Regions from separate parts of the Mus musculus genome. Here all the other regions are linked to region 1. A link is a loop called in an ENCODE intact Hi-C map of the cell type or tissue named here. Cell type or tissue: left cerebral cortex. All regions are shown on one strand.

Region 1 (4,000 bases):
ACTCTCTCCTGCCTGTGATCCGGCTGTTGGGGAGCCAGGAGTTGCTGGTGTAGTGTTATTATAACAGTCAGTGTGTCCCCTCGCCCAGCTATTAATCAATCGCTGCTCTCTCAGACGGAAAGTGTTAGGCTCGGAGTATTTATGGGCAGGTCTTCAATACCCGTGACGTCGCTGCCCATATATGGACTGAGGAACAGGGCTGGGCCTGGCAGCTTTTGCCGTCACATGGCCAATTTGCATACGGGCTTGGCTGCGCGGGCTCCGCTGAGCTCGCCAGGAACGATTTGCAGCCGGTGGACAACCACCCGGGTCTGGGGCTCTCGGCCCCTGCCTGCAGCGGGGACTCCGGACTGCAGAGTTCAGCGGGAAGAAGGCGCGAGCACCGACCCTAGCGCGGCCGCCGTGAGTTCACCCACGGCGGCCGCGCTGGTAGCTCTGTCTCTTGGGGCGGGGAGGAATTCCGGTTCTCCGAGACTTTCCAAAAAAGGAGAAGATCCGGTAGTGGCGGCTCCGCCTCCCCGGCCCTTGTTTGGGAGCCATTCCGGAAAATTAAACTTCGGAAAGAAAACCGAGCGCTGCCGAGACACTACAGTCAAACCCCTCCTTCACTTTCTTGGCAGCTCAAAACCGCAAGCAAAAGAAAAAAAGAGAGAGAGAGACAGAGAAAAAAAGAGAGAGAGAAAAAAATTACCCGCACTCACGGAAGCTGACTGCCTTTTTCTGAATTACACGGTGGAAAGTAGTGTCTGGTGATAAGAGTAAATGCGGTCTTGCTTTTTTGGAAAGTCTGTGCTATTTATACAGGAGTGAAAACGGAACAGGTCTGGGCTGTTTGTTTGTTTAAGTATTTTTAGGTAACTTGAGGGTAGGGGTTAGGGTAGAGAATGGAGCAGAAGGGCTGCGGGAGCTTCGGGGAGAAAGATCCTCGGCCGGAGGCGCCCCCTCCCTCTGCCCGCGCTCTCCCCGCCCCCTCCCCTCCAGCTGCTGCTCAGAGCGGGCGCCCTTCCCGGCGTGTCTGGGCGGTCCGCTGCGTGGGGGCGACCAGATGGAGGCTTGGACACTCACCCTGCCCGATGCGCATACACACACACACACACACACACACACACACACACACACACCACGCTCGCTCCACTTCCGCTACACACTCTCCCTCCTCCGCTGCCCTCTTACAAACCCACTCAACACACCTTACGCTACACACTACACACCTCCTCCCTCTTGACAGCGCGCGTGTGTGCGCCTGCCTGCCTGGCGACAGTCAGGATATCCTAGGAAGACACTGCCTTCATCTTCACAACTCACCAACCCCCCGCACCCCCCCCACGGGGAGGGGTGCATCCTACCACCCGCGCCTAAGGTCTACCCCAGGAATAGCCCCCCCCCCACGCCCTTGCTTAGAGCTTCCTCTGCGCTGAGTGACAACAAATGGCACAGTTTCTGGTAGCCATGGCCCCCACACGTGTTTTCCCCGGCAAATAAATAAGTCAATAAATAAACAAGCCCTTCCAGGAGAAAGCTTCCTGCTAAATGACCAAAAACTTTTAAGAGAGCTAAAACTGCTGGCCCTCCGGACACTCGGTTCCCACCTTCCCCACGCGCCCAGCCCTCTTCCGATGCGCTCTGGCTACTGCAGGGTACCCAAGCCCGAGGCTCCGGGATCTACGTAGCCTGGGATAGCAGACGCAAGCTGGGAAACTGCCCTGCCCTTCTCAGCTTCAAAGTCCCGCAGAAAAGGGATTCAGACCGGGCTAGGCTGTTCTCTTTCTTGACCCACGCTACCCGGAGCAGCGAGGATCCCCAGCGGGCAGGAGCCACGGCGCCACGCCGTGGAGGGAGCGCGGCGCTGCAGGCGCTCTCCCGCCCATCACCTGCGATGCCCGCGGCCGCAGCGCGCCGGCTCCTGCCCTATTGGAGTACGGTGGTCAGGGGAGCCCCAGTGCCACCAGGAGCCGGCTTGTCGCCGCTCTCTGAGCAGCGCTGTTCTCCTCGTGCCAACCGTGAAAGTTGTTCTCCCGGGAATGGTCCTCGCCATTACTTCAAACGCCCAAAAGCATTATCTGGGAAAGTTTCTCGATCGTGCTCTGCGCGCGATCTCCTTTCCAATTGGGGATCAAATTCAAAGGGGACAGGAGAGAACGCTCAGCGAAACCTCTGTGGGTATCCCACCCTCTTAAAAACCCTGCAAAGCCCTGTTTCGAAGGGAGAGGGGGGAGAAAAGGAAGAAATAGTGGTGCTCTTACCACGTGCGCCAGCCCGCTCCGCCTGCGCTCCGGCCAGTCCCGCGGCCCCCGCGCTGACCACAGGCAAGACGACGCCTCGGTGGGGAGCCCGACTCTCATCTCCAGCCTGGGTAGGGAAGAAATGGGGGGTCGGGTTATGCAAATAGAGGTCCCGGCGGTGGGACTCAGGTTACGGGTCCCCCACCAGCCCCAGAGGTGAAGCACCCACCCGCGCGGGAGGCGCGGGCCCTGGCGACTGCTGGCGCTTCGCTGCCGTCGGTGCACGTGGGCGGGAGGATTGCAGCAGCCGCCCCTCTCCCCCGCGCTGTCGCCAACCCCGCAGGCTGCCGCCTCGCGCCGCCCCGAGGGGGAGCTCCCGGGCGGCGGAGAGAATGGGGAGCAGGGAAGCCAGCCCAGGGCAAGACGCCCGATGATGGTAGAACTGACTGGAGCGCGGGAAGCTGGCGGATTGCCGCTACCAACCTTCGCAGAGGAGGACAGTGGGGGTAAGAGAAGTGGTTCCATACCATCAAGGAGTCTAGAAAGGGGGAGAGGGGTGGGGGGGAACCCTGTGGAAGCTGAGCCTTCCAAGAACTCTCTCACCTACCCTTAAGAGCTTCGCTGGACCCAGCTATGGCTAAACATGGGGGAGGGGAGGCAGGTGCTAATAGAGGCTAGCTGCCCCGAGGCAGGCCAGGCTCTGAAGGATGCCCGGGGCCAGTCCCTCTCTCAGCCTTTCCAGAACATCGGAGGAGAACCAGTCTTTGATAGCCTTACTTACCCCCCCATACCCCACTTTCTTCCTCCCCCCTTTAAAAAAAAAGTACAAACCTTTAAATGTAGTCAGCGTAGATAATGGAACAAAATCAAGAGCACATATTTCAAGCCAGCCCCAGCGAGCTTAGACAGATAAGTTCAGGAAAGCTAAAAGAACTTGCCTAAAGTCTCGCAGCTGGTGATTGGTGGTCCAGTTCAAATCTGCTGCCCGGTCTTCAGGATCCAAGTCCCTTGCCCTGGTCACTATGCGGGGTGCTCAGAAAGCCTGGCTCACCCCATTAGGGAAGAACACGCCGACTTCATCAATTTCATCTTGCTTTGGCATTTCAGAGGAAAGTGAAGCTGAGGTGGTAGTAGAGGGTGGCTACAAGGCAAGAGAGAGGGGGCTGTTACAGACAGACCCCTTCAGGGAGAGGGAGAATTCCAATGTAGCGACTCTGCAGACCTGTTCCAGGGAAGGAATGACCAAGCATATTAATGCTGCTGTCTTAAGAGAACCCAACCCCATGGTATCCTTCCTGGAGGCAAGGAGGGGTAAGAGGAAGGCAGGGGGTGTGATTCTGTTCTACGGAGAGGAAGAACCCTGAGATGTGGGAGTGGAATACCAAGGTGAGACCAGGATTCCCTACTTTGGAGCATTTGAACTGTTAGTGTTTAGATAAAAATGCAACAAACAAATGACGAGAGAGAGAGAGAGAGAGAGAGAGAGAGAGAGAGAGAGAGAGAGAGAGAGTTGTCACTACATGTGAATAAGACACTCCAAAAGATATCAAGTCAGGAACAATTTGCTGCCAGACTCATTTGCTTTTTCCAGAGGAGGTCAAAAAAAACCCAGGAGATTCCTTTGATGCAGGCTGCCTGGGATGAGGGTAAAGTAGCACTGTGGGCAGTTGGGAGATGGCTAGAAGGTCCTAAGGAATGCCTTGTCAGGGTGGTTTTGGACTTTCTTTCGGTCGGTCTCGTAGCTGTTCTACAAAGTGTGTTAACAGGATGATGGTTAC
Region 2 (4,000 bases), 53 kb after region 1:
AGTTGGCCATTGAAGAAGGAATCTGCCCTACATATTTTAGGTTGAGCACAGCTTGGGCAGTACCTTGGTTTCCAAGTCTAGCCTTCTGGAAACAGGAAGTGAGAGAGGGTATGCCTAGTCTTGCAGTGACTTGATGTGTCAGGGTGGGGTGACACCCTGGATGAGGGGGCTCCCTCTTCTTAGAGGAGAAGAGGAGGGACAGAAGAGGGTGCTTTGGGGGGTACTGGGAGGAGAGGAGGGCTGGGATGTAAAGTGAATAAATAAATAAATGGACAAAAAAAAAGTTAAATGCTAAGCCGCTCTGTCTTGAAAAGCCACCCATTTTATCCTCTGCTTGAGCAGCCAATAAAGAGGAAGGCACCCTTGGAGATGGGGCAGACAATAACCTGTAAAAAAAGATGGGTTTTCCCTTCCTTCTGTGGGTTTCCCCACCTCTTGCAGTGGTTGCTGTGATATGTGACCATGGTTAGGATGATACTACAGTGGATAGTGTTGGCTCCATCCCATGGGCTGCCCTTCCGTGCTGTGGCTCTGACTTCTAACAGAGACAGACGCCTCAGCCTTCATGGCTCCCCTCCATGTAGCTGTCCAGTGATCATGTATAACCGAATTTACCTGGAAGAAGAGCTGGGAATGGATGGGAAGGACGAATGAGAAAGGAATGAGACAAAGATAAAGTTTCTGATCAAGGTCCAATGGTTGAATTCTTAAGTCTGAATTTAAAGGGGGGAAACCCAGCCTCCACTTTGCCAGAATCTTTGTCAGGAAAACAAGCTCATCTGCTCTGCAGGAAGCTGCAGATGTGGCAGGACAATAAACTTCGCCTAGGTCAGAAGATTCCATCCTAGGTGGGCTAAACAAAGTCTGATTTAATCCCCTCCAGGCTGGGAGAGGGGCACACCTCCAGCTCTGTAACCTCTATGAGCTTCATGAATGAGGAAGGATGCTCTCACAAGCACAGCCAGCTTCCAGCCCACTTTGTCAGTGACAGCATTTTGAAGCTTAGGAATCTGCTAGGTCTTTTTTTTTTTTTTTCCATCCACGTGCTAAGCCCAAATGGGCTTCCGCATCCTGCCTCGTCAGTCTGCAAGGAGAGAGTAAATGAGTCATCCACTGAGTCAAAAAAAAAAATTAAAAAAAAAAAATTAGTGGTTTGACAGCTTGTGCCAGCGCGGTTGCCACCACGGGTTCTAAATTTCCAACAATAGCATCTTGGTGACTCCCCATAGACATGGCAGGCATGCTTTCTAGTCCTTGTCCGCTGCTTCCCTAGACATGCTGCTGGATGGTTGAATTTCCAAATGTTTCTTGTCCAGTTTGTACTTGGTAATTTCGTGCCTTAAAACAACCAACCAACCAACCAACAACAACAAACCCTACAGGATCCATTTATACAATAAGAATAGTATAAACCAACAGCCAATAGTCAAGGCATTCTGTGCCACTAAGTGGGTAGAGGGGTGATCTGTCCAGGGTGTGATGGTTCAGAGAGGATGTGAGGGGTAGCATAGCAGGGGTGTGGTGGAACTGAGCGGGAGGCTGCTCGCTCAGGTGTGTTTCTTTTCTTTTGTAGCGTTAAAGATTCATTCACTTCTCAGCATCTATGTGAGAGTCCGTGATTTGTTTTTAAAAGATCACATATTACTTACATGAATTCTAATGGCCATGCACACTAGTCCTGTTTCCATGAGCCTCATCCTAACACAGAACCTTCTGGAAGACTGAGCTTCCTTGAAGGATGTAGTGATGTAACAGTCAGGTGATGAACAAAACTTCTAAGGAGCACACCTGTAAGGAGTCCCAGTACTTTAGATGCTGAGGCAAGAGATTTGTGAGTTTGGTCTGGGCTATATATCTAGCCTGAGTCTATCCTGGGCTGCATAGGGAACCCAGGTCCTTAAAAAAATTTTCCCCTTTCTTTTTCCCCCAAAAATATTCTTACAAAATAGGCCTTCTCAGTCACTTTAGAAGGTCTATCTGACCATGAGCTAGAGTTTTTGAATATTCAGCTTGTATCTTACATAACGTTCTCTCTCCCCCACTACACCTGCTGGCTTTGAGCGAATCTATTAAGCGGATCCCTTTCGTGAATAAAGGCGAGGCTCCCACAGCCAAGCAGCAAGCAAATGCCTGCCTTCCCATCTGCTCACATGCTGTGCTGACTGCCAAGGGTGTTTACTTCCAGAATATCTGAAGATGCTGTGAACAAACAGAAGGCAGTTTCGGAGGAACTGCTCGGAGCATAGTACATCACGTGGAAAAACAACCCAAACCCCGAGAAACGCATCTGTGGGAGAACCCTGCTCTGTTCCCAGTGTCACTTCGCGCACACTTGGCAGCCAGGATCCATCCGATTGTTGTGGTTCATCCGAGGCTTCCTGTTCTCTCTGAGACGATGCTGGTGTTTGTGAAATCGCTCCTCTCCTTGGGTAAACACTTTCTTGTCACTACACAACCTAGATTCTGTGTCAGGTTTCAAAACACAGTACACTTTCAGAGTTTAAAATTATCAATGGAGACATACAGGTGTAAGTCATTCCCGGACAAAGACGATGGTGAAAGCGTTTGGAGCCAGAGTTCAAGGTCATGGCCCAGGCCTGAGGGAGGGAGGGTGGGTGGGACTACTTATCCTTGAAGGATGGATCAAGCTGGGCATGGTCTTGCATCTGTAATCTCTCCAGGACAAAGGATCACTAAGAGTTCTAGGTCAGCCTTGACTGCATAACAAGATCCCCATCTCAGTGATGAGAGACAGAACCAGAGAGACACAAAGACAGACAGACAGACAGACAGACAGACAGACAGACAGATAGCACAATAAAGGATGGAGTTTATAAAGAAAAGATGAGCCTTGGCTACATAGCAAGATCACTGTCTCAATGAGAAAGAGTGCCAGCGAGACACACAGAGACAGAGAGGCAGGCAGGCAGGCAGGCAGGCAAGCAGACAGACAGATGGGAATGCAATAAAGGATGGAGTTTGAAAAGGAAAGATGAAGAAGAAGGGAGGTCATCCTTCAGAAACCCAGAAGAGCATGGAGGGCAAAATGGATGTTGAAATATGACATTAGCACTGGCCAAAACTTCCTGTGGGAGACTGTGTTAAGGATGAAGGTGGTCCTGGGAAAGAGTGCAAGCCAGACCTTGAAAAGTTTAGAGTAAGCAAGAGTGAAGGTGTATTGTTATAGGGGTGTATGTGTGTGTGTGTGTGTGTGTGTGTGTGTGTGTGTGGCACAGCAGAGGACAGTATGTGAGAGCCAGCTCTCTCCTTTTACTACGTGGGCTCTGGGGATCAATCTCAGGTTATGAGGTTTGGCAGCAGGTGATCTCACCCAGGGAGCCATTTCACAGGTCCGGTGACATCTTAATTTAAAATAATTCTTTCAGTTTAGGCTTGTAAGTTGAAACAAAGGGACCTCCAAGTGCTGCACAAAAGGTGCATACATAAAATAAATACTGAATAAAAACAGCAAGACAGAGGCAGCTGCAACATCACTCCTTCTCTGTGAAGTCTACCAAAGCAAGATCAGGGCCTTGGCCACTGTTGTTTCTTCCCTCCCCTTGAGAAACTCTTCCTTTCACAACTTTCTGTTTTGCCATAGTCACCTCAAGCCTCAGTTTAGGCATCTACCCTATGAGAGAACTATGCTTCTTGTTGTTTGGTTGGAAACAGTGAGGAGATGAGAGTGTCTCTGTGGTGGGAAATCTCAGTTCTCAACTTGACAGACATCCTGCCCACTGTGGGTGGCACCATTCCTTTGGCTAGTACATTGGACCGTGTGAAAGGGAGAAAGTAAGCACTTGTCGCCGCCTACTTTCTGACTGTGTATGAAGTATGAACAGCGCCTCAAGTTTCTGCCACTGTGACATACCTGAGCTGTGAGCCAAATTAACCCTTAAGATGCTCTTGTCAGAATACTTTATAAATGCAACCAGAAGAAAAGCTAAACTAGTTGGGTGTTGCCAGGTGTGTTAGGATAGTCTCTCTCTCTCTCTCTCTC
Region 3 (4,000 bases), 470 kb before region 1:
GCCTGGTCTACAAAGTGAGTTCCAGGACAGCCAGGGCTATACAGAGAAAACCTGCTTCGAAAAACCAAAAAAAAAAAAAAAAAAAAAAAAAAAGAAAGAAAGAAATTGTAGTGTCTTCCATATTTCTTATATATTTTTCTTAATATATAATATTATGATAATATGTATTTCTTATATATTTGTAGGAGATACACTATAATTTATTCTTACCGACAACCATAGCACTTGAGATCAGTCATTCCAACACAGCTAAAGATAAATAGTGGTCTTGCTGTGCACAGAAAAAAGCTATGGGGACCCCGTGCATCTGTGCTCACTTGGAGCACTGGGGAAAAGGTATGTTATTTATGTGTCCAGTTAGGTAAAAATGATGCGAAGACCGAATTACAGGTTTTAAGGTTTTTCTTCGGCTTTGTGTTAGGTTGCTTCTCCATCGCTGTAATGAACGCCATGACAAAATGCAACTTGGAGAGGAAAGGATTTACGTCATCCTATGGTTTATCGTCCGTGAAAGGAAGTCAAGATAGGAACACGGAAGCAGGAACTGAGGGAGGGGCTTTGGAAGAAGGCTACTTACTGGCTTAATCCACATGGTTTGCTCAGCCTTTCTTATATAGCCCAGCACTACTTCCCAAGGGGATGGCTCCACCTACAGTGGGCTGGGCTCGGCCCTCCCACATTAATATTAATGAAGAAAACACCTCCACAGACTTGCCTACAGGCCAATCTGATGAAGGTTATTTCTTCAGTTGACCCTAGTTTGTGTCAAGATGAATCTATATCTATATCTATATCTATATCTATATCTATATCTATATCTATATCTATATCTATATCTATATCTATATCTATATCTATATCTATATCTATATCTATCTCCATATCCAGCACAGGCTTTAAAACATGATCATGCGCAAGAAAGCATCTCCCCCAACTACTAAAAGGTAAACATACAGGTCATTAACCTCCGAGTCTTAGGAATGGCACATCTAAAAATAACAGTATGAAAGCGAAAGGCACTAATAATCCCTTCTAAAAAACGGGTATGCTAGAATACAGCCAGCTGATGATATGGCCAAGGAAGATAACTGGTTAAATACCAAGAAACTTCAGAGGAGATCTGGGGGTGCGGCCTAAGTAGAAACATACACACATCACAGGGAGGAGCTGAAACAGGGGAGGAAACACATTCTGCTCAGAAGCAAAGCAGCATGCCCCGTCCCCAACAACTGAAACTGGATGGGACCAACACAACAACCCCCTTACCCAGCGCTCCCGCATCCCAGCTTCGCGGCTCTAGATTCTAGTCCTGAAATTCATGCCGCTTTCCTAGTGACCTGATTGGTGTGGTTAAGCAGTGGTGGCTGGCAGAGAACCGTGACCACTTGCTTTCCTTTCAGGTACTCTTAAGAGGCAGCATTTCTCTGGTCTAGGTGAGCAGCAGGGCAGGGACTTCCGGCCACCTTTGCAAAGGAAGTTCAGAGAATTCAACTTGACTTGCTGGTGGCTAGAGAGAGCGCGCCCGTCTCATTATCGACTAGCTTAAAATTAAGGGGCTCTTTTCAAGGAAAACAAACAATGGCGTATAAGCACTTTTTGCAAGAATCCTGACTGACTAGCGACCTCTGAAATCTCAGGAACCCCAGGACTTCCCTGCGGCGGGGTCCTTTCCAAGGCTAGTTGTACCGGGAAGCTGAGTGACCCCTTAATTAAATTTAGAAACGACATTAGCTTCCCCACCCTTAAACCTCTTCACGGTACGTTTCAAACCACACACGCTTCACTTACTGGAGATGTGTTAGATTGTTTTATACCTTCATCCTAACTTAAGATGTAGCACGGGGTATTCTCGGGCCGTTCATTTTTATTTTATGGATACCTGTTTTGCCTGCAGGACCCTCAGAGGCCAGAAGGGGACCTCAGGTGCCCTGGTACTGTGGTCACAGACAGAAGACCAGTGCTCATAACTAACTCAGCTAGCTCTTCACAGAGTAGCTTGTTTGTTTTGCTTTTAAATTTAGTTTGTCTTCTAGTCAACTAAAATATCACAAATGATACTACAGGTTTTTAAAGTATGTTTTAACAATGAAGAACACTGCCCTAGTCACAATACAAAAGCAGTTAATTCACTGGTTAGGGGGAAACTGGCAAGATGTAGCTGAAGAGATTTCAGTAAGCCTACATTCCACAGATAAGGGGAGGAAATGAGTCACGCCAGGGAACGTCCTAAAAATTCGCCAAAAATGTTCACTGTCTTCTTGAAGCCCAACAATACCATTTTATGATGGTATTTGAAGTCGCTTCATTTTTAGCCCGTGACTAATTGCATGGGCATCTTCCAAACCAACAATGATCTCACTTGAGAAGCATTCTGGTCAACAGCTTGTCTCTAAAACATTACACTCGTTCCTTTACCAACTTCCCAAAAGTTCAATCAGCTACATTTTTCCTATCAAGTAGGCTGACTGCTATAATATTGGGGTGGGGTGGGGGGGAGGAATCAAGGGGTATGGAAAATAAAGATTACTTAGATGGGAGTGAGAAGAAAAATGCATTCTTGTTAAGAAAAGAAAAATAGCTATATTTGGCCAGATACCGTCTCCTAGTTACATACTATTTTATAGGCACTCATTTTGGTTAAAGGCTAAATAAGACCTGAAGTGGAAGTCTCAACATTGAACTTGATCTGTATCTTAAAAAGCAAAAATTATCTTCTTATGCTCTCTGAATACCAATGCTGTGCACAAGCCCCTACCAAGTGACCGTTTAGAGGGGCTGTGGGCTGTGCGTGAGCCAGCACACTCTACATTCAGACCTGAAGGACAGGACTGGGTAAAATCCACTGTATTATCACGTCTTTTGACAGACTTTCATGGTATAAAATAATGAAAGGTTCCTGAAACACACCTATAAAACAAAACAAAATAACCTAGCATTCGAACTCATGGGCAAATAGCAGAGGCCAATTATAAATTGAAAGAATCAAGACTGGAATGCTTGTTCCTGAGAGCAATAATGGAACACTCAACGAGAGGCTACCAAGAAAACCACTGGGCTTTGATGAAAAATGCAGGCCAAAGGGTCTAGCCTCATCTACGTCATCATCTATGGGTCTAGCCTCATCTACCTCGTGCTGGCTTATCCAGAAATGCAGGGCAACTGAACGGAGCACCTTTCCGGCACCTCCTCTTCCCAAGGCTCAGGGATCAGTGTAGGAGACAGCAAAAAGGGTCCAGTAGTCAGAGACAGTGGATCACTGCATGGATACCGTGTGTTATGGACAGGGCAAGGCAGCCACTCACATGAACTCGAAGCAGCTACGACAGCATGCACAGGACCTGTGGACGCCCAAGCTGGACCACATCCCAGCGTGGTGTGAGGGAAGTTGGACACAGTCTCACCCCTTGCTGTGGAGCCACTGGCTACTTTAGCTGCCAGCTAAAGAAACAGACAGCAGCATTCTTAAGACTGCAGACTCTGGTTAATCAACCAGGAACCACACATCAAGAATATTTTAGGCAGGCTCAATTGGTCTGGAAGGATTTGTGGGGGAGTGGGGGTTGGGGTGTGAGGTTGGGTGGGTAAGAGGTGGGGGGTGCACCTGGAGACAGCTGGGGAAGAGGATTAATTAGAATCCAAACACCTTGCACCAAACTCTCCGAGAAGTAATTACAAAGACACGCAGGGCAAATCTAGGGAGCATCAGATTCACGTCTCCAATGAAACACGGGATTATGAGCAATGGCTGCTAAACGCATCGAATAAAGGACAGGTAGCAAGCTTTATGATGGATGACGCGTCAGGCTAGAAACACGGGAGCTCAGAAGTGAGACGGGAACCCCGAACGACACAGCGTGAAAACACACCGGATTGAGACCTGAATCCAACCCTCAGCTCCATTACAAGGGGAAATGCTTTCAAAGCAGCACAGAGATACAATCAGCTAGATTACACATACAGGCGCACTGCAAAACCTGGTTTCCTCAATAAATAAGGCCAA
Region 4 (4,000 bases), 180 kb before region 1:
GAGTAGTCGATGGTCTTCAATAGACCAAGGGGAGTCTGCTCTGTGGCTGAGGGCCTTCCATAGAGTGAGGACTGAGAGAGAGAGAGAGAGAGAGAGAGAGAGAGAGAGAGAGAGAGAGAGATGTCCTGAGGACCTAGTGAGGCTCTAGACACCACTGCTTTACCAATGGAAATGAAGGGTTCATAGCAGCCATCTACACCAGGAAGATCACCTCCCCTTCGTGTGTATCCCGGGCATTGCTTTCTGAGTATCCCCAGGTGTACGGAGGAAGCATGTATGTGGTGTGCCACCAAGATGTTCTCCATCATTTTATTGTCCTGCATCCCTAAATATCCCCATGTCTGAGAATAGGAAGACATGCAGACTCACTGTGCAAATAGCACTGGGTTGGGCCCTTTATTTATTCTGCCATACTCTGTGCTAAGCCCCAAGGAGAACCTGACAAGGAGCCATAATCCCTGCACACAGTAGACACTGATGCTTGTGTGCCCAATACTACAGTTTCTCCTCTGTGTTGCTAAGCAAACCCTGGCTATCTTTGGCATCTCAGTATAATCCAGCTGAACAGTGTATCTCACCTCCTTTCTGTGTCTAGTGATAGCCAGATAATCCCATTCCCACCACTGAAAAGGAAGACGAGCCATTATTAGAGGGGCAGACTTGGTTACTGACACCTTATTGCATATTGGGTCAACTTTTTGCGTACCTCGAAACTAGATATGATAAAGAGCCAGCCATTTTAGACCACTGGGCGAGAGCCAGAAGGAAAACAGCCACAGGATAAAAATAGCTGGGCAGAAATATACAAGGAAACAGGGCACCTCGTGATATAAATTTGGGTGTGGTATGCTGGTACAAATCCTTAATCCTGTACTCAGGAGGCAGAGGCAGGTGAACCTCCATCAGTTTGAAGCCAGCCTTGTCTACATTGTAAATTTCAGGCCAACCAGTGCTATCAAGTGAATCCTGTCTTTAAAAACAAACAAACAAACAAACAAATACCCCAATTGTCCTAACGTTATCTATCAAAAAATGTATTTTTAAAAATAAATAATCCCCTAGTTTCCCCCACTCTTAATTGGTCATACTTTTCACTACTTGCAGCTGTATCTGTATGCCCTTTTAGCAACTTCTCAAGTCTGTGGCCCAGGAAGACATATTAATATCTAATTCATATCTAATAAGTTATGGGATCCAATGCAATAAGCAACTGTGCAGTCAAAACACAAATGGCATGGGGTGCAGAGGAGTCAGCTGTTTTTTGATGGGAGAAGGTTTTTCTGGGGAAGGTCACCTGTCTGACAAGGCTTTGTGGGAGGTAGGAATGCTTGAGTTGGGTCTAGTCGGAGTCTCTAGCCAACCACTCAGGAACAGCTATGGTATGGAGAGATGATGAAACACACACACACACACATACATACACGGATGGGAAGTGAAGTAGCATGCCAAACAGAAGAGCCTGTGATGATGTCATAGTAGCATGACAAATGGAAGAGGCTATGATGATGTCATAGTGGCATGTCAAGTGGAAGATGCTATGAAGATGTCATTTGACTGGAGGAGAGGATGCCTGTGAGACAAGGTGTAAGATCATATGAGGTGATATAGCCAAGTCATATAGAAGACTCCAGGGTCTTTGGACAACTCACTCGACTGGCTCTTCTTTCCTTAGCTATGAGGAAAAAGGGTTTGCTGAGAGGAGGAGAAGGTGACTGTGTATAAGCGACAGCCCCACAAGGATGCTGTGAGAGACTCTGCTGGAGGCTCCACTCCGGTGTGGGACATGGAAGTTTCCATGGGAAGTACCCATCTCGCCCCGCCCACTTGGTTTCACACTGTATACTGTGCTGAAGACAGTGCTGGCATTTCAGCTTGAACACTAAGCGGTGACTCAGAGCCAACAGAAGTGTGGACCGCTGTTTACTCAAAAGGAAGCCTTTGGTGTGACAAATTAGAGTGGGCTGCTACATTGTGCAGGACTCATGAGCCAAACAGCTTGAAAATAGCACATAGCACTGCGGCAGGTGATTCATTTCTTGTTCTGTCTTCTCAGGCAGGACATCAGATGCCAGTCCAGGCAGACCCAGAGCCTGTTAGGCTCACGCTTAGTGCCTCAATACTGTGGACATACTTTATTTCCTATGACACTACCATTGACTTTGACAGTTCTGTGGGAACGTATGTACTTTCAGTCTAATTAACCTTGTGGCATCAAACGCTCCCCTCTCCCCCAGAGTAAAACTTGTAAAGTTCAAAGGTCACAAGTGAATTTTCAGATCCCCAGAAGGTCCCATAATCAGTTTTTTTAAAGAATATTTTAAAAAGCAAATATATTGAAATCTATCAAGTACAAGGAAGCTTTATACCGCAGAGGATGAAGGTAATGAAGGCCTTGAGCCTAGCTTAACTTCAGAGACAGCCCAAATTCACTCTGTAGGCCAGAGGCGGCAGAGCCGTTCAGTATAAAGATCAGGATTTGAAGTATGTCCCTGGCACAGACAACAGGGTCAGCTCTGACTGGATCCAAATCTTTCCTAGTTAATGCTTCCACACCCACAAATAGAAACCATAGCACCGGTCCCCCACAGAAGCTGTGAAGCTCACAGCATAGGCATGAAACAGTGCTGCTGTGTACTGCACAGTAGGTATCCAACCAATGACGGCTGATTCTAGGATGGCCAAGAATCCAGCGATGCGGTTGGGCAAGGCACTCTGCACAGCTCCACTAGGGACATCTGAAGCTGTACTTTGAGATGCTGGGGACTTTTCCACCTCTGCATTGTTCCGTGGTTCTCAGACCCGTGAGGAACAGCCTTGTCTGCAGAGGAGAAAACTGATGGAATGAAGCTTAGGAACATTTAGATGAAGGTCTGCTTCCACACTCACCGAGGCTGCTTCCTGCCAGGTGTCAAAGGGCTTCCCCTCAGAAGAACCAGAGGTCCGTCTTTCATCTGGAACTGGCTAGGAAAGAGGCTGGCAAGTCACCAAATCCATCATCCTATCTACCAAGAGGTATTTAGCAGTTCCTAGTTGAATGGGTTCTTTCCTCCCTCTTCTTCCTCCCTCCCTTCTTTCTCAACTTTCTTCCCTTCCTCTTTCCCTTCCTGTTTGGGGAAGATGCACAGAACAAGAAAGCCCAAATGAACATATTCAGAAATCCCTATAAGAGGATAGAAAGTTTCCTAACCCGTCCTTCACAATTTCTGACTATTGTGTAACATGAGCTTTGTCTTAACGTCCCTCAAAGGACTATCAGTATATGCCACACTGTTGCTAATGTGTATGTGCAGGGGGACCCTGGAGAAGGCAGTGAAGAAGGTAGGATAACAGATAAACAGGCCCTGACCCAGGCACCTCACACACGCACACCCTCTGGGAACCACTAGTGACTCTTGACCGGCAGTCACAGGAGAGACTCAAGAGCCTGCCTTGTTCTCTATGTTTGTAAGGTTCTTGTCCAGTGGTATTGGACAAACGTGGTGCTGTCCTTGTTTTAAGGCTCTTGGTACTATCTGAAGCCATTAGATCTGGGCTGTTAATGCAGTTACTCTTGGGTTCTCAGTATTGCTCATACAGACTTGTTGAAATCTATAGAAAATGTTGAAATTAACTGGAGTTGAAACAATGGTTCTGTAAATACATCCCAAGACAGCCAGAGCTGTTAATTAACCTAGAAGCATTTGTTCCCTATAAGATGGCATGCTGTGCCTCCTTACTGGCTCTATTGCCTATCACTCTTCAAGAGTTTGTGAGGTTACAGCTTCCTCTTTTAGCAGAAAGTGTCCATTCCTAATTGAGGTCCAATCAGAACTTGGATTCCCCACTGTATAGCAATATAACATAATGTTCCCTTCTCGGTTCACTAAAATGCATGCACAGCCCCACAGGGAGTGCCCAGAAGAGGTGTCTTAACTCCCCCACGCTCACCGAACACAAGGAGCTTGGCAAGAGCATCCTCAAACACTTCTGTGTACACTAGGACAGAGCATTGAATGGTTAC
Region 5 (4,000 bases), 170 kb after region 1:
TTCACAGAGCCCTGTACATGGATCAGTTGCTGGCTACTGTTGTACGCAATCTGTCTCGGGTACCTGCCCATCTTCCTCAGTCAACTTCCGTAACTAGAAAGTTAATCACCAGCATTGCTTCCTCGAACCTTTGGCGGTGAAACATTTTTCTCATGGTAAATATTTATCTCTACTTTGTTTACTAACGAGGTGAATGGAGTGTTGTTCTCTCTGTTGTACGTAGCACTGCCACCAACAGGCTCTTTGCCCCTGCAGGATGACTTAACTTTGGATTTCTCCCAGATATGTGAATATCTGTTTTCCAAAGACATGGCTATGGTCAGAATTCTCATAGTTCACTATGGTAAAAGAGATCCCCACACTGTTGAGCTGTTGAGCCTGTTTAAAAAAAAAAAAAAGTGGGGCTGGCCCCAGATTAACAATAGCTACCTCCCTCCTAAGACTCCCTTATACTTTCGACATGCTCTTGCAAACTGCAAATCAAAAAAAGAAAAACTACTTTGAGATTACATCGTCTACCAGTCACCTTGGCCAAGATCAATAAAACAAATGACAGCTCATACTGTCAGGGATGTGGGGTAAGGGGAACACTCCTCCGTTGCTGTGGGAATGCAAACTTGTACAGCCACTATGGAAAGCAGTGCGCTCTGGTTCTAGGCAAGGATGGGAATAGCTCTACCTCAAGATCCAGCTAGACCACGCTTGGGCATCATCTACCCAAAGGATGCTTCATCCCACTGCAGAGAAGATGCTTGCTCAGCCATGTTCACTGCTGCTCTATGCACCATAGCCAGACACTGAGAACAGCCTTGATGCCCGTCGACTGGTTAGGCAAATGGATGAATAATAAAAATGGAAAACGAAACATTATTTGGCTGTTAAAAGAATTATGAAAATTATGGGTAAATGGATGAATGGAGCTATAAAAAAATAATCATCCTGACTGAGGTAATCCAGACCCTACAAGTCAACAGATATCCTATGTTCTCTTTTAAATGGGGATTTTAGGCGTTAAGCCTTAGGTAGGCGTTCTACAATCTGCATAACCACGGAGCTTATGTATTGAGTAAGGGGCTAGAGAGGAAGGGGAGAATTAAAGTGAGCGGAATAAAAGCTCTTCAGGCTGTCAACCCTGACATCCTCAGGGACACCGGTCCTGACAGAGATATCAACAATTTTGGCGCATTCAAGGGACAATTTCATGGGGCCCACAATTGTGTTACTCTACACGTATGTGTGTATGGCGTGTGTGCATGTATGCATGTTTGCACATGAGTGGGTAGGCAGGCACACACACAAACACACACACACACTTGTCTGTGTGTGTGTGTGTTGCTGCTATATGTGTGTTTATGTGTGTTTGTGTGTATGAGAGAGAAAGAAGAAAGAAGGAGAGAGAGACAGAGAGAGCCCTAAGCCTAATGTTGAAAGCCTCCCTGGATCTCATTCAACCCTTCACCCTGTTCACTGAGTCAGGCTTCCCCAGAGCTCACCAACATGGTTACTCTAGCCAGCCAGCTTGCTCTGGGCCTGAGGTGCCCTCTCTCCATCTTCTGAGTACTGGAATTACAAGCAGGCCGCCACATCCACCCAGCATCTATGTGGGTTCTGGGGACCCAAACTCCCAATTCTCGCTTGTACGGCACGGGCTTTATTTGCTGATCTGTCTCTTCAGCACCAGAGTGTATTACTTCAACAGATGAAATAAATTCTGTCAAAGATGGAGTGTCAGGGATGCCATTAGAATCTTTATGTGACATATTGCCCTGACCAGTCACAGGCACACCGACAGTATTGTTCCATCTGCAAAGCCCAGTGAGTATAAGCAGCACTGAATAGGGGCAGCAATTGTTCTCCTGTAATGAGGCTGTGGACTCTGTTCTTGGCGTGACTCACTCTGAGTTTATTTAGAAGTTGAGGGTGGCTCCCCGTGTTCAGACAAATTGGACAGTTTGCCACATCACCGCCATTACCACCACCTCCGATGTTGGGCTTCCTTCCAAGACATTCAGCGAGGCTCCTCAGAAAGGCACAAGCCACATGGTTCTCTCTGAGTCACGAGGAGCAAACAGCACTCAAGCCCACAGCCTGGGGTTCTCTCCACCAGACTCTCAGAGAAACCTTCATGACTTAAATTCATCCCAACAGAACGTCTTGTGTTTTACATGTATGGCATGTGTGTGGCCGTACATGTGTGCACGCTTGAGTTTATACCACGGTATGCATGCAGAGGTCAGAGTCGTTGTCTCCTTCCACCACGTGGGTCCTAGGGACCAAACTCAGGTCACTGGGCTTAGCAGCAAGCTTCCCCCTGAGCCATCTCATCAGCTCACCATGTGTGTTTGTGTGTGTGTGTGTGCGTGCGCGCGCGCGCGAGAAAGAGAGTGTATAAATCAGCTTTTCTTTATGTCTGTTTCCAAGCACAATAGTAACAGTAGAAGTGCCTCTCACATGGGATCCACACTGTGGTTTTGGAATGATTCCCTAAATAAAATTAGCCTTCTCTATTACAGCCTCTCTCCACATACACATCCTACACATTAAATATCAATCTTCAAACAGACTTTGATGCCATTTCTCTGTGTCCTCCTTACCTGCTTAAAGAACCGATGTTCATCAAAACTCGGAAGTATCTGAGATGTTCTGCCCTGGATGAATAGATAATTAGCTATAGCCCATCTGCACAGGAATGTTACCACACGTTCTGAAAGTGAAGAGTTATCAGGCTGGGGTTGACAGAACACATCTGTCATGGAAGCCCTAGAGGGACTGAGGCAGACACAGCCCGAGTTTGAGGCCAGACTGGGACCCTGCCTCCCCACCACCACCCCAGAACAAGAGCTACCAAAGAATGAAAAGATACGGAAGGGAAAGAAGCCAATCTGAAAAGCCTACAAGGCATATGGACCCAGTTACATGACATGCTGGACCGGGCAGAGCTGCAGAGAAGGAAAGAGGTCTGTCAGAGGTCAGAGTTCAGAGGGGAGGAAGGATGACCTGTAGCTACAGAAGCTTCTAGGGCAGTTGAACTACTCTGTGTGATATTCCAATGTTGGACTTATGGCTCTGAACACTGCTTCAATCCTCTGAACATGCAAGAGCAAGACACCAGCTGATAGGGGGCTGGGGGAGGCGTGTTGTCTGTGTGGACTCATCAATGGTAATAAATACTATCACTGTGGTGGGGAGCGTGGATAATGGGGAGGCTGTGGGGAGGATATATGGGAAATCCCTTTACCTAGTATTACCATGAACCTAAAACTTTTTTTGAAGCCAAGTTTATTAAGGACTATCGCACAGATGGCTCAGTCAGTAAAGTGCTTGCCGGACTGGTGAGATGACCCAAGAGGTCCTGAGTTCAATTCCCAGCCACCACATGGTGGCTCACAACCATCTGTAATGGGATCCGATTCCTTCTTCTGGTGTGTCTGAAGACAGCTACAATGTACTCATATACATAAAATAAATAAAATAAATCTTAAAAAAAAAAAGTAAAGTGCTTGCCTTGAAAACATGAAGGCTTGAAATTCATCTCTAGAACCCATGCAGAGACATCTAACTGTGGTGATGTGTGACTGTGTTCCCAACACGAGGTGGGATGGGGGACGGGCAGAGTGGAGACAGAGACAGAAGGATCCCTGAGGCTCACTGGCCTAGCACAATAGGCAAGCTCCAGGCCAGAGAGAGACCCTGGTTCAAAAACCAAGGTAGACTTCACCTGAGAAACAATGCATGGGTTTGACCTCTGACCTCCATATGCAAACATACACATGTACCACACCGTGTCTCTCTCTCTCTCTCTCTCTCTCTCTCTCTCTCTCTCTCTCCCTCTCTCTCTCTCTCTCTCTCTCTCTCTCTCTCTCTCTCTCTCTCACACACACACACACACACACACCATCTCCTGCGTCCTGTTGTTAGCTCATTTCCATCAAGATGCAGCCAAGGGTCACCTCTTATTAGGTTGTCTCTGTCTGCTTTGTCTCCCTCTTATAACGTTGGG
Region 6 (4,000 bases), 190 kb before region 1:
TTTGAGGTCTTTCCTAGTTGACATTCCCTGGTTCCTAAACCTGGGTTGCCACATGAGAGGAAAATTACTCAACAGTCAGAGCAGTGAAGTGAAGGAACACCTTCAGAAAGGAAAGCAGAGCTGTGTGCTCAGCTCTACCCGGGTTAAGATCACGATGAATCATGTGCTCAACCCGTTGAGCCGTTTAAAAATGTGCAGTCTCAAGTGGTTCGGTCTAATTCTGAGCCAGAGTTCAATGCAAAGTATCGTCTTTCTAGAAGTGATGTGCTTCTAGTTACCCACCCGCCCGCCAGAAATTCCAGTCCCATTCTGTCCCCTTGTCACAGTGTCTCCCCCTCCTCCGCCACAAGGAGTGATTTCCCCCCCCCCCCATCAAGTTCAGGAACGAGATGAGACTTGCTCAGCTCCAGTTTGTTCGGTGTGTTTATATTTTCTTCTTGTGGTGCCAAAGGCAGGGTCTTGTGCATGCTGGGCAAATGTTCCGAAGCCCCTGCTATACTGTGATGCTGTTTATCCCTTACAAACATTTGTTGGAAATGTAGTTCTCATTAGGAGATATTGTGAGGTCGGACTGTAAGGACCTGTTGGGAGGGAGCAGCGGTATCAGAAAAGAAGGCAAAACTGTTAGAACTTAGGGCTTTCCTAGAGGACTCGCATCCGGCAGCTGCAGACCATCTGTAACTCCAGCTCCAGGGTATCTGATGCCCTCTTCTGGCCCTGTACCATCACCCACACACACATGACATAGGCTTAGACGCATACATATGCACAAATAAAAAGGAAAAAAATCTTGGTGGTGTTTGTTTGTTTGTTTGTCTACTTTTTTGTATTCATGAACGGCCACTGACAGAGTAGCAATGGATTCATGAGTGATGTCAAGCTGCAGCTGAATCAGGCTTAAAGAACTGCTTTGGCTGGACCTCTCAAACAATCCCTGGAAGTCTGTGTGCCGCCTGGAAACATTCACAGTAAGGTCATTAGTAGATGTAGCCCCTTGCCCATGGACCAGCCTGGTAAGTCAAATTCAACTCTTTATAAATTATAGTATTGTGTTAGTAGCAATGGAAAATGCACTAGCGAGAACCCCAGCTCTCCTCATCGGTCATGATCATCATGGTTCTTGGGGTTAATTACACAAGTTAGTACAAGGGGTTTCTGAGACCTTTGAAAATGTCCAGCTGAAGGCTGAGGACCTAGCTCAGTTGGTAAAGTGCCTACCACACATACATGAGGTCATCAGTTGGAATCCTCCGAGATTATGCAAAGGTCAGGAGCAGGGGACATGTGTGCATGTAATCAAGGTGCTTGAAGACCCAGTGCTGGGTCCTCATGGCTTGCCAGCTTGACCTAAGCACAGGAGGAGACCCTGAAAATCAGGTGGAAAGTGATTGAGGGAGCCCCCATATGTGGATCTCTGGCCTCTAGATCTGTAGGCACGCATGTGTATACACACCTGTGTGCACTCACCGTGTGCATACACACAAATGCACATGTAGACACATGCATGCATGTGCACACACACACACATACACATATTGAAACAGGGTCTCTCAATGGAACTCAGCTCACTAATATCCTGCTTGCTCTGGGGATCGCTTGTCTTTGCCTTGAGAGGGCAGAGACTACGGGCCTCCATGTCCACTGGGCATTTGTGTGAGTTCTGGGTATTGAGACTCTAAACGCTGGTTTGGCAGATGCTTTAACCCCATATCCCTATAGCTCCATATCCCCATGTGAGCCATATCTCTGTATCCCCATATCCTTGTATCCCCATATGAGCCACATCCCTGTATCCCTGTATCACCATATCCCCATTTCACCATATTCCTATAAGAGCCATAACCCTGTATCCCCATATCCCCATATGAGCCATATCCCTATATCCCTGTATCTCCATATCCCCATATGAGCCATATCCCTAGACCCTGGGCAAGAGGAATGGGGCCTCCAATTTTCAAGTGAGTGATTACCAATTATAATGATGGCTGTAAGAGTGATTACAAGTGGGTATGGAGGAAGTTCATATGCCTTCAAGTTTATCATGATCAGGCTAAAGATATCATATGTTATTTTTTCCTTGAATAAGAACACTGGCATGAGATCTGTCCCCCTGGTACCTTTTAAGATCCGCCCTCTAGTATTGTTAGCCATATCCAATGCAATAGTCTGCTTAGAGCAGTATGGCATGACTACTCACCTAAAAGAGCCTTTATGGTATCTGTCTCTGTGTAAGCAGCCCGCCCTTGGGTCTTTCATTTATACTAAAGTTTAAATGTTCCAAAAATAAGTTAGTGTTTGGAGCAGGCGAGGGAGGACCAGAACTGCAAGGGATCCTTGCAGTCATCCAACTGCATTTGAATCCCTCCCTTTAGGAAATGTCTGTCTTCTCCTGTTCCTTTCAGACCAAGAGGCTAGTCCACAAATAAGTAATGCCTGTCTGAGCCACTGGGTGTCACTGGCTGGCCTGAGATCTCGGCAAGAGGAAGAAAGAAAAGAAAGGAAAGGAGCATGGGAGAGAGTTATGGAGGCAGGGGAACCAGGGACCTAAGAGGAAGAGGGATCCAGAAAGAGTGAGATGATAGAGACTAAGCCACCGGCAATGGCAACGGCTCCCTGTGAACGCTCTGTGCCGACATCTCATTAAAGAGTGGCTCAGATCTGAGCAATCCTCACCCATGTACATATTTCCAACACCCACTGTGGTTCCTGGTAGCCATATAATGCTCTGGGTCTGCTGATCGGAGAGATGAACCATCACCCCTCTCAGAGAGACACAGTCTTCAGGTAGGGATGTGAGTGTGTGTGTGTGTGTGTGTGTGTGTGTGTGTGTGTGTGTGTGCTCTGTTCTATCCTTTCAGGACTATCTGACAGAGAGTTGAGACCTTACCCAGTGGACTTTTCAAGCAGTGGTAAATCTTTGCATTGCAAAGAAGGGAGGCAGAAATATCAAGACCCCAACTGTCTGGGGCTCAGTAGATTCGTTTTATACTAGGGTAGGTAGTAAATATGTTAGTCTCAACAAGCCACTCTGTCTCTTTCATAGTTCCCCACCTCTGCCACTGTCATGTATAAAAGCAACTCATTACATGGTTGTGGACCACAAAAGCTTCACTTTCATAAAACAGGCAGCAGGTTAAGTCTTCCCATGACTTGTTCTGTTGGGTTCTTCCAAGGTGATCTTTCTAATTCCCCAACCCCCAACCTGTCCTAATAACTTCCTACTCCAAACTTAGTTCAGGACTACCTGTTGATTGATTCCTCTGAACCTGGGTTGACTCTAACCCCATAAACTTGTTAGGTAATCTCAAGGGTGGGGCCCATAAATGGCCTCCAGGGTAAATACTGCCATCTGACCATATATTCAAGGGCTGTCTCAGAGAGTGTTCCAAAGAGACTTGACCTCTGAAGGTCTCAGGACACACCGCTGCTGAAGATGGAGAAGCTATCTAATGTGAAGGAGCAGGGCGTGGAGGAGGTAGGAACAAGGTGTGGTGGGGGAGCAAGTAGAGCATGGAGTCTCAGGGATACTCCAGCGGCAGGGAGCCAGTTTCAAACCAGATGAGAACGGTCAGTCCCACCTCAGACCACGAGGGACTGCAGTTCATTTCTGGAACCTTCCGGCCACACCCTATATGTATCCTCTGCCATTCAGAGCCTTCCCTGATCTCTGCTCTCACTCCCAACCCTCACTTCCCTTCCTCTAATCCTAACATGGAAACCGCTAACCCTGATTAAGCTGCTTCCCACAGGGTGTTAGTGTTTCCTCAAGTCCAGGGAGCATTTTAAGACAAACATGCAAGAGCCTGGTGTTAATGCCCCTCTTTCCCTTTCACTCTCTGTCCCCTTAATCACAGTACACATAACCTGTGACAGAGCACTGACTTGAGGTCCCACTTTGTCGGAAACAGAGACAAAGGCATTGCCTGTCCACTCATGAAAACCCAAGACAAGCTATTGTGGTTTGCACAAAAGCACCTTACTATTTTTCTTTGCTTTTTGC
Region 7 (4,000 bases), 220 kb after region 1:
AGCCGACCAAACTCCGCCATGCCTTGAAACCAGAGGCCAGAGATGCTGCAAAGTCTCACTCCCTTATTATCTGCCAGTGCCTGGGACCTACAAATAGACATTCGTCTGTCTGTGAGTTCTGTATAGAGTGGTGGGAAAGGAAGAATGTGCAGGCACACAGGCACATGGGGGAATCCCTTTTGTCTCCCCACTGCTTCTTCAAAGGATTCAGCATCTCTGACTCCCTTTGAGGACATCCCTGTGTGGGTGGCTCTGTGGGTCTCCCTGCAATGACAAAAAAAAAAAAAAAAAAAAAAAAAAAAAAAAAAAGCAAAGCAAAGCCCTGGATTGGTGCTTCCCTCAAAATGCAGAGTCTGGATTTTAAAAAAAGATAGGGATACAAAGCATGCTCAGGGAAGTCAGAGCGCGGAGCAGAGTGTGGGCTGAGGAATGCCGCCTCCTCAGGGGGCGACAGTCAAAAGCGCTGGCTCATCGCGGGTGTCAAAGGCCGAGTTCTGCAGGTAAATAGCAATGAGATGCTTCCCTCCCACTCAGATTCCACACTGGAAGCTCGGGTATTGCTGGAGCCGCATCCACACCGCTGGCTCCATTCACAACCCCGCTCCTTTCAAGGAAACTCGCAGGCCTCTTAAATGTGGCGGCCGGCCCCAGCCCAGAGCGGTTGCAGCAACAGACACAGGAAAGCTGTCACTTTTCTGGCTCCCAGCACTGACACTTATGTCGTCCTTTGTTTTCTGTGACATGTCAGTTATCCAACAGCCATTACTGCATCAACTGCAGGGACTACATATTTGTTATAAGCAAAACCTCGTTGAAGCCAACCCACCCCCCAGCCCTCCCTCCCCAACCCTCCCCCCAGCCCCCGCCACCTGCCCAGTCAGCTCATGACAGAAAGGCATGCCTTCCACACAACTGAAGTGTTCTCTGGTGGACAAAGAATGAAACCACCTACAATCCCGTGCATGACCAGACCTTACGAATCTGCCAACGACATTAAGACAAGGAATGGTAAATTCAACAGTTTATATTGGACGGTCTAAAATAAGATAGTTGCAGCTATGATGAGTGTTCAAAGCCTGTGGGATTTGGGGGAGCGAGAAGGCCCTGAGGAAACTTTGAAAGGCCTGACCAGCGAGTGAGTGAGCAATGACCAGGCAGACCAAAGTTCATGTAACTTCTCTTTAAAACACACCTCGGCTGATGACTCCTCCACACATACTGCGCTTGCTACGCAAGCAAGAGGACCTGAGCTTGGCGCCCCAGCATCCCCACAAAGACACTGCATGAAGGCGTGTGTCTGTAACCCAGGCACTAGCCTTAGCAGAAAGCAGAGACAGCTGGCTCCCAGGAGGTTGACTGGTGGCTGCTCTAACTGCCACACTAAACTCCAGCTTCCGTAAGAGGCTGCACTCAGAAGTTAAAGCCACCAAGATGGCTCAGGGGCTCAGTGCCTGCCCACCATGCCTGATGGCCTGCTGCTATCACTCCCCAGGCAGCAAGCATATGGTGCAAGATAAGAACTGAGCCCCCCACCCCAAAGCTGTCCTTTGTCTTCCAGATAATGCATGTGTGCATGCACCTGCCCAGATGCACCCGCTAACCCCCACACACAAATAAATAAAAATATCTAAATAAAAAAAAGGAAGGAAGGAGAGAGAGAAGAGGGGTTATAGAGATGGCTTGGTGGCTTAGAGCACCTGCTGTCCCTGCAGGGGACCAGGTGATTCCCAACACTGTTCAGCTGACAAGTGTCTCTAACTCCAGTTCCAGGGGATCCGATGCCCTCTTCTGGTCTCTGTGTGCACTGAACACACAGGGCGAGCACACAAACGAGCATGCACATATGCACACACATAAATAAACTTTTCAAAGAATGACTAAGTAACTTAGGGTCGAGGAAGGGAGGGAGGGAGGAAGACACCAGGGTCCGCTTCTGATCTCCAGGTGTCCGTGCTCGGGTCAGCACACCTGCACACGCCTGCACGCGTGTGCTTATGTCTGCACAAATGAAGGCATAGTCTAATTAAACATAGAGTGCGAATAATGCTTCCATGAAGTAAAACCTGCCTCGGCTGTGGTAAGCGCCTCACCCACCCCAGCCACTTAGGACATTTCCTTTGCAACAGTGGGTGTCGGTGTCAGCCAACAGCACCGGCATCCTGCGCTGTAGGATGGAAAATGGGACCTGTATGAAAATGAGACTTTGCCTAGCAGGCTACTTTTTTAGTTACTTCTCTCTGTGGTGAGGTAAAATAGTCCTTCTCCCATTTTAATCAAGCCTACGATGAAGCAGAGAGTCAGGTTCCCTATAAGGAGAGACAAAGTCTTGTAGCCTGGCACTGCCATGTCATAAAACTAACTGTGGTTTTGGGGTGTCGGTCTACCACCAGCAGAGAGTAAATGGAGGGGGAAATCTCTGGCAGGGCTGCGTTCTGGATGAAGCTCTTTGCAGGTCGGTGAACTCAGCGAAGTGCCAGACTTCTGTGTAGGAAGGCCAGCAAACACCTCCCTGGCATAACTGGAGGTGTGTAACAAGGCCCTGCTGGCCATAAAATTGCTCTTCCCAAAAACCTACAGCGGTTTGGGCATCCTCTGCAAGATGCACCTTAGTCCAACGGTGGTTGCACCCCAGAGCACGCGCGCGCGCGCGCGCCACACACACACACACACACACACACACACACACACACACACACACGATGGAGCTGGCAAAGTAGTGAAAGGCAGAAAAAGAAGTATGATCACGGGAGGCCCTGTCAGTGAAGACGCTGTGGAAAATGAAGGCTTTGAGGATGGCACAGCTTAGAAGGGGAAGTGTGGGTTGGAGCGGGGAGAGGAGTCTCAAAACCCAGTGAGTGACTGGACTGGAGAGTGCCTTCGCCTTAAAGGGCCGGCTGCACAGGCGCCAGAACCTGAGCGCTGGCCCCTCCCCCTTCCTCCTGATCTGTATCCTGCTGAAGGAAACACTGAAAGTGGCTGATTCCTAGGAGACAGAAACTAAGGCTCTCTCCCCTTTGTGCTGGAGTCCCGGGAATGCACGACCTGCCATTATACTTAAAGTTTGTCCCACTAAATCCGCATCCAGTTCTTTTGCGAAATCGTGTGAGAACTGCTTCAGATATAAAGTCCTTCATGCAGAAAGAACATTGTCCTGGAAATGGTCAATATTTGGCAGTTTCGGTAAGTGGGTGGAAGATGCTGTCTGCACTATTTGGTCTAGGATGCAAAGCAAGCTCTTTGGGAGGAGCTGTCTGAGCCAGGTTTGCTGGCACACACCTGTAGGGAGACTGAGTTAGAGACTAGCCCAGGTTATACAGAAAGCCTTTATCTAAATAATAATTAATAATAATAAAGGCTCCATACATCAAACAAACCCCAAAACTGTCTCCTGTCTTCCAAATACAGAGTCCTGTGAACCTTCGCTTACCTACCTTTCTTCCTTCCTTCCTTCCTTCCTTTCTTTCTTTCTTTCTTTCTTTCTTTCTTTCTTTCTTTCTTTCTTTCTTTCTTTCTTTCTTTCTTTCTTTTTCTGAGACAGGGTTTCTCTGTGTAGCCCTGGCTGTCCTGGAACTCACTCTGTAGACCAGGCTGGCCTCGAACTCAGAAATCTGCCTGCCTCTGCTTCCCAAGTGCTGGGATTAAAGGCGTGCGCCACCACTGCCCAGCTCGCTTACATTTCTGAAAGCCATGGTGCCATCACAGAAGATGGCACACATGACTGTGAAATGAGGTAAGCAAGAAAGGACCCTTCAGATGTGTGCTGGCCTTGGAGGTGGAAAGTGGGCTCTCTAAATGAGTATGTTACATGTGTGTGCAAATCTGTGCGTGGGTGTATGTCATAAATTCATGTGCACATCTGTGTGCATGTGACATATGTTTATGCATAAACGTGTACACGTATCTCCAAGTTTTATACAATAAAAGGTCTAAATGGCTAAACAAAACACAAAACAAAAACAAAAACAAAACAAAAAACAAAAAACCCCAGCAGCAGCAGTAA

Evidence for each region. A loop is a pair of places that touch in the nucleus more often than their neighbours do. Peaks named below come from ENCODE experiments on the same cell type or tissue, not always from the same donor. Only the 100,000 strongest peaks of a DNase experiment are listed, where the experiment ranks them.
Region 2: it touches region 1 in a loop (4-fold over the local background); 4 of 42 quality-filtered maps call a loop at or near these places.
Region 3: it touches region 1 in a loop (2.0-fold over the local background); 3 of 42 quality-filtered maps call a loop at or near these places.
Region 4: it touches region 1 in a loop (7-fold over the local background); 31 of 42 quality-filtered maps call a loop at or near these places.
Region 5: it touches region 1 in a loop (4-fold over the local background); 2 of 42 quality-filtered maps call a loop at or near these places.
Region 6: it touches region 1 in a loop (3-fold over the local background); 31 of 42 quality-filtered maps call a loop at or near these places.
Region 7: it touches region 1 in a loop (4-fold over the local background); 32 of 42 quality-filtered maps call a loop at or near these places.

Annotation. Positions count from the first base shown.
Region 1 is chr10:67,533,982-67,537,981 of GRCm38, reverse strand. It overlaps Egr2 (early growth response 2), which reads right to left and starts at 2,483. Exons shown (of 4, transcript NM_001373983.1): 1 at 2,452-2,483; 2 at 2,244-2,349. The coding sequence starts at 2,342. It overlaps Gm32255 (a long non-coding RNA gene), which reads left to right and starts at 1,802. Exons shown (of 4, transcript XR_380523.3): 1 at 1,802-2,728. In left cerebral cortex, CTCF peaks have their summits at 1,619, 1,829 and 2,588; DNase peaks (open chromatin) are centred at 1,047, 1,823, 2,370, 2,585 and 2 more places; H3K4me3 peaks cover 2,715 bases; H3K27ac peaks cover 304 bases.
Region 2 is chr10:67,480,660-67,484,659 of GRCm38, reverse strand. It overlaps Gm51825 (a long non-coding RNA gene), which reads left to right and starts at 2,077. Exons shown (of 2, transcript XR_003949057.1): 1 at 2,077-2,429. In left cerebral cortex, no CTCF peak of the experiment used is centred here; DNase peaks (open chromatin) are centred at 1,084, 1,752 and 2,189; H3K4me3 peaks cover 301 bases.
Region 3 is chr10:68,006,675-68,010,674 of GRCm38, reverse strand. The region is part of intron 6 of Rtkn2 (rhotekin 2); the gene reads right to left. Among named protein-coding and RNA genes, the nearest start is that of Rtkn2, 29 kb to the right of the region's middle. In left cerebral cortex, a CTCF peak has its summit at 1,919; a DNase peak (open chromatin) is centred at 2,247.
Region 4 is chr10:67,715,592-67,719,591 of GRCm38, reverse strand. No RefSeq gene overlaps it. Among named protein-coding and RNA genes, the nearest start is that of Gm40680, 12 kb to the right of the region's middle. In left cerebral cortex, no CTCF peak of the experiment used is centred here; a DNase peak (open chromatin) is centred at 1,895.
Region 5 is chr10:67,358,990-67,362,989 of GRCm38, reverse strand. The region is part of intron 2 of Gm46230 (a long non-coding RNA gene); the gene reads right to left. Among named protein-coding and RNA genes, the nearest start is that of Gm46230, 11 kb to the right of the region's middle. In left cerebral cortex, no CTCF peak of the experiment used is centred here; DNase peaks (open chromatin) are centred at 1,982 and 2,410; H3K27ac peaks cover 259 bases.
Region 6 is chr10:67,727,923-67,731,922 of GRCm38, reverse strand. No RefSeq gene overlaps it. Among named protein-coding and RNA genes, the nearest start is that of Gm40680, 25 kb to the right of the region's middle. In left cerebral cortex, a CTCF peak has its summit at 2,444; a DNase peak (open chromatin) is centred at 2,447.
Region 7 is chr10:67,317,004-67,321,003 of GRCm38, reverse strand. No RefSeq gene overlaps it. Among named protein-coding and RNA genes, the nearest start is that of Gm46229, 15 kb to the right of the region's middle. In left cerebral cortex, a CTCF peak has its summit at 1,786 (motif pointing left); DNase peaks (open chromatin) are centred at 312, 1,221, 1,804, 2,852 and 1 more place.